2 separate regions of the Mus musculus genome follow, and region 2 is linked to region 1. Evidence: chromatin loops called from intact Hi-C (ENCODE). Cell type or tissue: heart. All regions are shown on one strand. Each heading gives the region's core, and the rest is flanking DNA. Links, peaks and the distances in the headings are about the cores only. Region 1 holds the start of Denn2b (DENN domain containing 2B). Region 2 overlaps Denn2b (DENN domain containing 2B).

Region 1 (5,378 bases), core at 223-5,222:
GGCAGTGATAGAAGTGGAGAAAAGGGGACATATATTAAATATATTTTTCAAGTAGAATTATTTGGGCTTGGTAAATGGATTGCAGTGGGAAGGGAAAGAGACCTGGAGATGTCACCCAGGTTTCTGGCCCAAGTATGTGTATGTACTTGTGGTTTTTTCTTTTTTCCCTGTAGTGTTAGGGTGAAATCGAGAGCCTTTTGTGTGTCTGTCAGTGCTGTCTCTTTGAGCTTTCTCCCAAGCACTTTATTTATTTATTTGCATTTTATTGAAAATATTGCATTTATTTATTTGGGTATGTATATGGGTAAATGCATGCCATGATATGCATATGGAAGTCCAAGACAACTTCAGTTTTCTCTTTCCACTGTATGAATCCTAGAGATTGAGCTAAGGTTCGCAGATTTGGTAGGAAGTCCCTTTACCTGTTGAACAATCTCATTGGCTCTCTGTCTTAGTTAGGGTTTCATTGCTGTGAAGAGACACCATCACCAAGGCAACTCATATAAAGGTAAACATTTAATTGGGGCTGGCTTACAGTTTCAAAGGTTCAGTCTATTACCATCATGGTGGGAAGCATGGTACCATGCAGGCAGACATGGTGCTGGAGGAGCTGAGGGTTCTCCATCTTGGCCCACAGGCAACAGAAGGACACTCTTACTTCCACACTGGGTGGAGCATGAGCACTAGGAATTCTCAAAGCCTGCCTACACGGTGACACACTGCCTTCAACAAGGCCACACCTTTTAATAGTCCCACTTCCCATGGTCCAAGCATATTCAAACCACATCCTTATTTTGTTTGTTTATTTTTAAAGATTTATTTATGTATATTAGTATTTTGCCTGTGTGTGTGTTTGTGTAAAATTCGTGTGCCATGGAGGTTGGAAGAGGGTATCGGATCTCCTGGAACTGGAGTTATGGATGGTTGTAAGTCATCATGTGGGTGCTAGGAACCAAACCTGGTTCCTCTGCAAAAGTAACTATGTTCTTAGCCATTGAGCAATCTCTCTAACCCTATAGCCCTTATTTTTAATTTTGAGACAAGATTTCATTGAATTACCCAGACTGCCCTCTGTAGCCAAGGCAGTTGGTGACATTGCAGTTTACTTCAGCCTCCTGAGAAATTGGTATTACAAGCTTGACTGACCCACTGGCAGACAACGTGGGTCTGTACAATCCTCCTTCAGAAAAAGCCAATCAGGCGTGATCTGAATCCAGTCCTGCAGAGGCAACAGAGGAAGTCGGCTGGCCTTGCTTCTTTCCAGTTCCAGGAGCTCATATGCAACAGAAGGGTTCTGGTCTCCCCAATTCAGGCCCCAACTTTATTCTTTCTAAGGACAAGATACCAAAGAATCTCTAACTCCGGTGTGCCGCTAGGGGGAGCATGGCCTGCGTTGTGTGTCTGGTCTTAGGGCTTTTAACATTTAGATTACTTTAGTGACTGACTTTCTGCTTTGGTAGCCTGACTCACACTGTTTGACTGGAAGGGTCCCAGAAAATTTTAGTTGATATTGTCAACTCCAGTGAATTTGATCTTATTGTAGAAAGGGGTGGACTTGCCTCATCTGGGTTCGGAGACTAGGCAGGTGTGTGTTCCTTGGGTTCAGATAAAGAGCAGAATTTGCTGTGTTTAAGAGGAAAGAGAAACAGAGCTTTAGTGATACTGAATTCCTATGCAGATGTGGGGATTCTGGGCTTATCACTACTTAAGGATCTGTAGTAGTCTGCCATTTCTACTTGGGTTTTATGTCGTGTTTTTGTGTATTATCTTCAGCATATATTTGTGAGTTAAATTCAAGTCAACCAAAGTCTGGTTTTGGGAATTTTGTAGCATACTGAAGGTGAGTCAACATCACAAGGAATTCTGCAAGGGATAAGCGTTACAGATTCCATCAGGGCCCCCCCACCCCTCCCCCAGCATTATTTTGAGGAGCAGCATTGGAGAATGGCCTCCTTGAGCCTCATTGTCTTCATCCTCATCAGCCTCCACCTTCCCACATGCAGTCAATCCATTTACCAACCCCGAGTTCTACTTGAAAAATATATCTACTAGATTGGTGGAGGAGAGGTACTAACAATTGGGGGGTGGTGGATGAGAGCTGAGTGCCTAATTTGAAGTGTTTTTGACTAATAGCACCTTGACACTGCACCTCACACCCTAGTCCTCTGCCACCCCAGTATGAGATATATTCATAGAAAGTAGAAAGTCGGGAGGAGGCTGGCTCAGTGACAGGTGGCCAGTTGGCGATGAGGTCAGGCACTGCTAAGGTCTTGTGACTCTAGCTCTGGTATTCTTGGCAACTGTTCTGCTTAATGTATGCCAGAAAGTTGAAAGGCTTGGACACTGGTTTTGGATCTCTCATTTCCTGGTTCAGTAAATGGGAGCAAGTAATTTAACTTTACTTTAGATACATTTTTAAAATGTGTTAAATTAATATAACACCAGTCGTAACTTTTAGGACTACTCTGTCAGAGAAAAAAATGAACCAGGATTTGGGAGGTTATTTTGGGAAGATGTAAGATAGTACTTGGGGGTAGGGCAGGGCATTTTTTCTCTAGTTTGCAGCAGATATTGTGCATGTCATAGATGTTATCGGTCATTAAATCTTTGGGCTAGAAGGGTGGCAGATAGATTTACCTTAACAGGACTTAGATAGAGTCTTCACTTTCCCTTGGAGGCCCACACTTGTGGTTCTTAGAAAATGAGCTGGTTTTCAAGATCAGGCTTCTGTGTACTTTATAGCAAAACATAAAGGACTAGGAGACCCTTGACTTGTCTCTACTCTCAGTTCCTAACTAGTTAGGTAAGTGTGGATCAAGTATCTGATCTCTCTGGGCCTCAGTGATCCCATCTATAAAATGGTAGCAAACCTATCTGACCAGTGTGTTAAGAGCATCAAACAAACTAGTACATCTATTTTGAGAGGGTTAGGCAGCATCCAAGCAAAAGTATACATAGGGCTACTAAAAGGGCCTTCTGTGTCCCAGGTACGGCCCTGGCACTTGTACAGTTTCTCATTGGAGGCCTGGGCTGTGGATCTTTTGTTCAGAGAGGAGGCTGTTTGCATTGTGTTTGATGTCCTGGCTCTGACTGTAGACTTAAACAGTGTTCCTCCTAATCCTGATCTAGTTTGTTTCTTCTCCTTTGCAGGAAGACAAGAGACTGCTTGGGCTCTGGCACTAGTACCATGGGACCCTGTACTGGCTAAAAGCTGTCTCCAGGACCTGAACAGTCAACAAGGTAACCAGAGAGGCCAGTCTAGGCCAGCTTCTAGGATGTGAACTGTGTTTCTGCCCCAAATGCTCCTGAAAAATCCCAAGCGAACAAACAAGTTGAGGCAGCACGCATCAGGGTCCCTCCTCATTCCGCTGCTGCTGCAGGACCCAGAGGAAGTGCTTGCTTCCCCTCCAAGCCTTCAGCTAGCTCCCTCCCCTTTGGCAGGGATTCTTCCAAGTTATAAAAGCTGAGACACTAGAGGGGAGGAAAACAAGTCCACTCACTGTCCTCACCCTTCTCCCCTCTGGGTTGTTGCAGCAAGTTCCCAGGAACAGACCTGGGCTCCTGGTTGACTGGAAGGGAGGTAGGAGGAGTGGAATGCATGCATAAACTGAGCCGATCAAAAGACCGCGCTGTTTCAAGGCCGGCTAGAACTCAGAGAATGTGTAGAAGCACGCGCACGCATAAACGTGCGCGTGCTAGCTCGCTCCTGGGACACCGGGTTGAGGGAGAGCGCCTAGCTGAGTGAGAGCAAGCCTGCAAGCGTGTGTGCAGCCTAGGACAGGTCTCCATGACAACCAGCCTGACTGGCTAGCTGCGCTAGCTCTGCTCACTTGGCTGGAAGGAGTGTCTTGAAAGGTCAGAGGAAGGAGCTGTGGGAAGTTCGCAGCAGGTACTGGAGCTTAAGCCAGTGGATCTGGGGGCCCTGGGCTCCCTAAGCGACTGTGGTGTGAGCCAGCCTCTGTGGAGAATGGAGTGGGCAAGAAATCACCCGGACTACCAGGTAAGGGCACCTCTGAGCCCCTTGCTTTGAGTCGGGCTGTTTATGGCAGGCCAGTGTCTGTGCTCTTCACTTCAGAGTTTGGGGGTCGAGAATGATGTCATACTCCAACAGTTGGATTCTATTAGCTCCGGGAGGAGGAGGGAAACTGCCAATTTTCTTGACTTTGCAAATCTAGCTAATCTCACTCTGGCTGAATCGGAGATGTTTAGGCTTCACTCTGCTTTTATTTAGCACAAAGCCACTGGATATTTTCACAGGAAGGTTCTTTTATAGGAAAATGAGTTCTCATCGCTCTAGCACTGTTGAAGTTCTTATGTGGAAACTTTTGAGCAGCTTGGTCGGTTTTACCTCGTGCTCTCTTATCTCCATGCTGCTATGTCTGACTTGTAACAACAATCAAAGTAGCTAATGAAGCTCAGAGAGGAGCCTGCAGTGAGTTTCAAGTCCATCTGGGACACTTGACAGGGCAGAGGGACTGGCACAACAATATCTGAGCGGGGGCCTTGCACTGTCTATGAAGTAGCTTTGGAAATAGGAAACAACCCCCTCCCCATTAATGATGCCCATCACAGGGTTTCTTGAGTTGTGGAGGGGACTTTCTTGGGTTTTGGGGACTTGCAAATATCTGTCTCATCCAGATGTTGCAGAGAGCTGTCTTAACACTACAGCTACGGGGAGCTGGGAACTTGAAGGACTATGCTGTATGATCCCTTTTGCTCCTATTTTAACCAAATCCCAGCACACACAGTGTCCAGTCATGCATGCCTTGTCCTAAATTTCAGAGGAGTGATGTGTGGTAAACACAGCGTGTCTAGGAAAGGAAAGCCTTCCAGAAAGGTAGTTTTATAGGTGTTAAAGTAGTCAGGCCATCCATAATGTTAAGAGAAAGATGAGAGTTGCGGACTCTCCTGCAGGAAAGCCCCTTAAGAAATGCACTTCACTTCAGCCATGTTACATCTTCCACTTACTCCTGGCCTCAAGGAACTTTGTGGAAGCTTTTAGTTTCTCAGTGGGGCCAGGGAACAGCTGTTGTTCCTGGCTCTTTGGTTTTTCCTTCTTGAACTTTCTGAACAGTGTGTCTTTTGTGTCCGAGCAAACAATAAGGGGGCCTTCTGATTAACTTCGGGTCAGCTTGCCAGTACAAGCGCTGGCTCTACCACTGGTTCTGGCAGCCTGAATGTATACTGTATGCATCAGTTTTGTGGCCCGAGGGTCTGCCAGTGTGAACAACATGGCCTCTGGACCTCAGATAACCTTCTTTCACAGTTAATTCCTCTTTCTTCCACACTCTCAGAGTCCTCTGCTTGGGGGGAATCTGGGCTATGGGTCAGGATTAAAGGTGGAGTTCTGAGGAAGAAATGTCTGTGAGGTTCTGCTG
Region 2 (5,378 bases), core at 64-5,063, 68 kb after region 1:
CCTGTGTTCCATTTATTTGGGGTATTTTGGTTTGTTTTTGAAACAAGTCTTTTGCTATGTAGCTCAGGTTAGCCTAGAACTCTAAAATTCTTCTGCCTTAGCCTTTCAAGTACCAGGATTATAGGTGCTACCATCTGGGTATTTTTGATATTCATTTTAGTTTTATCCTTGTCTTCTGCAGGGGGCCTCTGATTCTGTACAAAATGTGTCTTTGCAAAGATCAGCGAAGCAGGGATGCATTGTGCTGTCCTCATTTTCATGTCCTCTTGTTCTGTCTCCAGCCGTGAATTAGGAGAACATGGTCTTAACATGAGAGAGAGTAGTGGCCACAGCAGAGAGAACTTTTCAGATTCTTAGGCTAAGAGAACCTTATGAAGCAGGGGTCATCTGCTTCCCCATTTAATCTGTGCCATCTCTTCATAATTTCCTCCTTAAATTTTTTTCTCCTTAAATTTTTTAGCTTTATTTATTTTATGTGTGTGAATGTTCTGCCTTTACACACCATGTGCATGCCTGGAGCTTGTGGAAGTCTGAATAGGGCATCAGATTCCCTGCTGGCAACTGAACCCTTGTTCTCTGCAAGAGCAGCAAGAGCTCTTAACGACTGAGCTATTTCACTAACCTGCGTAGTTTCCTCTACCAGTTACTGGGCTAGTGCTTTATGGTATGTGGTAGCCACATTCAGACCCACAGACATACTGCTGTCCTAGGTATGGGGCGTATAGCATGTGCCCGTGGAAAATGCACTGCAGCGGTAAGCCTGCAGGAACATAGGCCTCTGACAACAGGAGACTGGGGAGAGAAGCCTTTCTCTAGCTGCTCGTGAAATGATAACACTATTTAGAGCTGACACGGAGCTGTGGGGGTCAGAACCAAAGATATAGAATCAAGGTGAGCAGTTAAAAAAGATGCTTCAGGGTACACTCTGTTTTGTACAACTTTCATCTCCAGTTAATCTCCCAGAGACCCATCCAGCCTGCTCTGTGTTTTCTTACCTTCTCATACAGATACAATATCCCAGAGTGGAAGAAAATTTCTACTGAGACAGAAGACAGCTCTGTTGCTTCATCTTTCTAGCCTTATCCCTATTACAGGGTCTTTTCCACTTGGCAGAAATTGTAATGTTATCATTACTGCTCAGGGCTCTTGGGACTATCCACTAGGATTGCAATATGATGGCAGAAAGCTGTAGTTTTTCTATTATCCCGGTAGCAAAACTGGAAGGAAGAGTTGTAATCATTAATGTTTTCTTACAAGGCTTAGGAGACCATTCTGTGCTGTCCAAGGATTCCAGGGGTAGATATATTTTTATAGCAACTGAACTATCAGGAGATAAGAGCCACCCCACCCCACCCCCACACCAGTTTATGATTCAATACTCTGTTTGGAGGAGAATTTTTTAGCGGCACTATCCTGGCACAGAGCTATTTCCTGGGCCTCCTTAGGAAGGAAAGGGTGTCTTCCTCTCATGTGCTAAGGAAAGTTTTTTCTACTTTGGGATATTATATGAAGAGACAAGAAATATGAGAGCAGCTTGGTTGGATGGATGAGGTGAAACTAGGGGGAAGTGCTGCACATGGTAAAGTCGGGGTTGGGCATCACCTAATCGCTCGCCCAGCGTTTGGATTCTTGGGTCCTCAGGAAGAAGGAGGCGGGTGACAGTGAGCAGGCGCTGAGTTGGGTGCTTGTGGTTTGCAAGTTGGGGTGGAGGTAGCTTTGAGAGTCTGTAAGGACAGTGGCTTGGGTGTATTTTTTGCTTTGTATCTTCCACAGAAGCTGAGCCTGAATCTTAGACCTAACCAGAGAGGCTGGAAGAAAAAATACGAGGGAGGCTGGTTCTGTTAGGTTCTGGTTGGTTTTCCCTCTACTTTCTTCAGAGATTCAAGAATATGAACTCTTGGGCTGGCGAGATGGCTCAGCAGTTAAGAGCACTGACTGCTCTTCCAAAGGTCCTGAGTTCAAATCCCAGCAACCACATGGTGGCTCACAACCATCTGTAATGGGATCCGATGCCCTCTTCTGCGGTGTCTGAAGACAGCTACAATGTACTTACATATAATAAATCAATAAATCTTACCAAAAAAAAAGAACTCTTAAGGACTTCCAGAGCTCTCTTGTTGCTCAACTTTGAAGATCATTTTCATTTTCTTGCCTAGGATTGATCAATGGCTCTGACTTCTAGACCTTACCCGGCCTCTGCCTTATGGGATTAAGACTGTTTCTGGTTCCAACAGGATTACCCAGCTTTGTCAGGTCAACTGGAATAAAATAAGCTCTCTTCTGGGCCTATGATGATGGATCTTATAAGGGAAGCAGAGAGTACCTATGCTGCATCTCCATCTTGGGGACATTCCTTTGGGCTGGTGTTCCTGGACTGTTAGGGATCGTAGCCCATTGTCCCAGAGGCTAATAGCAAACACGAGCAAGGTGCTTTGGAGGATTTACTGGCCTCCTGCATATATAAGGCATGAAACCCAAAGGGTATAGGGTGGGCTACTCCAGAAAGGCTGAGATTTCAAAGCCTGCTAATTTGCAATAGTAAGGCTCAAAAAGAAAGTTGTTGCCTTGCTGCCTTCTAAAGCCGTCCATTTTTTGCTTGCTGACTTAGAAGATGCTGCTGTTCTGTGGAGGCAGCTGAATTGAGCCTGACAATGAAAATGCACCTTAGGAAGCCGCTGGCTGAGGGCTTCTGTAGAGTGGCATCTGCCTGACCAAGGAGCCTAGGCTACATTCCTGCTCTGATCCCACTCCTATCAGTTAGCTGAGACCCAGTGAGAGCTTCCTGGATATAGGAACATCAGTGGGAACAAGTCAGAACAGGTCTTGCCACTAAAGCCTTTTTGGTTTCTATTTCACCCCAGGCTGGGCAACAGCCAGGAACAGAGGGGACCTACAAGCATGGATGAAGTAAGAACAAGTAGGAACCTAAGCAAAGCAACCAAGATCTGTGACCTAGGTACAGGTGCCCAGGGCTGTTGGAAATAAGGGTAACAGCAGTCCCCCAAGGGAGTAGTCCCCAGCCTGGCCCCTTTCCCTCCTGTATAAAGAAGTGAGAAAGGCAGAGGGCCAGGAGAATTGGAGCCAGAGGATTGCTAGGAAGGGAAGCTAGAGACCAAAGGCCTTAGTTATCTGTACAGCCCAGGAAGCTTGGAATGCTGTGGGTACCTGGGATAGATGCACTCCTTTCTAAACTATTATTCTAGTTATTGAATGAGTGGGGAATAAAGTAGGCAGTGTTCCCGTGTGGCAGCCAAAAGAGCTGTAGGAAGGGGTGGGACTAGGACCTGATGGACTGGGAGCCTTCTAGGAGGGTCAGTGTGCTGAGACTGGGCTCTGAAAAACGTCTTTCAGAAGAGTGCAAAGCAGACATAATTGGTCCTTATCTTGTCAGCAAACCTGGGAAAGGTTGAGACCTCTGGTTTTCCAAGCCAAGCTTGATGAGATGGAGCTGGACAGAGACAGCCTTGGCTTACCACTCTATCACCCTCTAATGCTGTGTAGACTGTCCTGAGGAAACCATATGGGCAGGGTTGAAAGTGAAGGTATGCAGTCTGTCTAAATCCCAGTCTCCCAAAAGTACCTGGCAAATTGTCACCTGATCTCTCCTTTCAGCTCTGGCCTCCCCAGCTTTCACTGTGGGGTGCTCTGAGCACTGTGTTGCACTCTTGGTTTATTTCTTGGCAAATTCAGTTTATTGGCTCTAGAACTCACCGGTGATCTTTTTGCTCTTTGCCCATCCATACTTGTAGGCATCTTTCCTGCCTGCAGAGATGATTGGAGTCCCCGGGAGCAGACGGGAGTGGACTTGGACTGATCAGAGATCATCTAAGGCTGGGAAGCATGGCAGTTAGTGGGTCCCTTAGATTAGAGGAGAGAGAAGCTGGCACTAGAGCTGGGCAGGAAGAGTCGGTCCTCAAGGCCGTCCCACAGAGACAGTTCCGGCATACACAAGTTGGTCTTCCAGCTGCCCTTCCCAAGGCTGTCATCAACATGCAGCTATGCTTTGCTTCTGCTGCTTCTCTGGAATTCATCTTACACTTTCTACTTACAGCTTTAGATTCTATGCCAATTGTCAAAGCTCTGATTCTGGGGAAAGAAAGAAGGAAAAAGAGAAGAGGATGAAGGAAAGAAATTAGACTTAGAACTTACAGCATGGCCCTCAGACACTATTAGGAAGCATCGGATACAGGAGCCAGGGAGCAGTTCCATTCATCTCTTTGCTGTGCCCATCTTCCTTCTGTCCCCTCTTCCTTCCTCGTTTCTTCCATCTTTCCTCCCTATCCAATGGGGCATTTGATAATGCAGAAGCATTTTTGGTTATAACCAAGGGAGAGTAATGTCAGGCTAGTATTGAAAGGCCAGAATTGCGGTAAATGTCCTATAAATGGCCAGGTCAGCTCATCAACCCAAAATGTCACTTCTTCAAGAACCTCTGATGGAAAAGGATTGAGATGGGTCTTCTTATAGGTTGGAGATAATGAGGATTCTGGCCAGTCACTTAGACCAAGGCAATCTGAATGAGTGTGAAATAACAAATACTTCTCTAGCCCCAATCTGGAAAGTAATATACAGATCCTGTTGTACAGATCAGAAGAATAATTATGCCCTAGCATTCTTCTATCCTGCATCCCCTTCACCTCTCAACCTTGTAAGATACTTGTCAGGTAGGGACCAAGAAGTAGAAATCCACCCGCTCCCTCCAGAAATATACCTCACATGAAGTGGGCTGGAAAACTGTACAGGGGATGCTGGTTTTGAGCCAACTTTACTTAGTCAGGGCCCTGGGATGGAGAAGAGTCATTTTAATGGCATGGCAGTTCCAGGAAAAGCCGTGCTCCATTGCTGGGGAGCGTGTTGTGTTGGGAATCACTTAATCCAACCCCCGCTCTTTTCTTGACTCATCTTTGACTCATAAGTTTACAGAGATTTGTGTTGCTCCTGCTGCAGTCTGTATCCTCACTCCCCCACCTCCACAAAGGCATTTCCTAAAGTCATTGTGGTTTCTTATTTAATAAATAGATGCTAGAGTTTAGGAGAGCCTCAGCTTCATGAGGAATCGCTAAGCATGCTGGGCTTGCATTTTCTACTGTACCCTGTTAAGTGAGTTGCAATGCCAGCAGCCTCCTTTTTCAGTCTGGTAGGAGTGGAGGTAAGATACATGCAGGCATCTGCAGGGTAGGCATGGGGCTCAGCATTTGCCCAAACTCAGTCCTGTTCACAATGTAGGAGCAAATCCTTCCCTGGGCATGCTATCTGCCACAGAGGTCCCAAACAGTAGCATTGAGTCTAGGGCAAGACAACAGAGGGGAAGTGAGGGTTGTATTGGTAAGGAGTCTCTGGATCTTGTTACCATCATGATTTCAGTGCTGGGATTAAGC

What was found. A loop is a pair of places that touch in the nucleus more often than their neighbours do. Peaks named below come from ENCODE experiments on the same cell type or tissue, not always from the same donor. Only the 100,000 strongest peaks of a DNase experiment are listed, where the experiment ranks them.
Region 2: a loop joins it to region 1, with 3 times the contacts of the local background. A loop is called at or near these places in 8 of 42 quality-filtered maps.

Annotation. Positions count from the first base shown.
Region 1 is chr7:109,614,920-109,620,297 of GRCm38, reverse strand. It overlaps Denn2b (DENN domain containing 2B), which reads left to right and starts at 3,151. Exons shown (of 20, transcript NM_001001326.1): 1 at 3,151-3,240. In heart, for the core only: no CTCF peak of the experiment used is centred there; DNase peaks (open chromatin) are centred at 1,367, 2,227, 3,757, 5,107 and 1 weaker place; H3K4me3 peaks cover 2,238 bases; H3K27ac peaks cover 3,125 bases.
Region 2 is chr7:109,546,427-109,551,804 of GRCm38, reverse strand. The region is part of intron 4 of Denn2b (DENN domain containing 2B); the gene reads left to right. Among named protein-coding and RNA genes, the nearest start is that of Snora3, 29 kb to the right of the region's middle. In heart, for the core only: no CTCF peak of the experiment used is centred there; no DNase peak of the experiment used is centred there.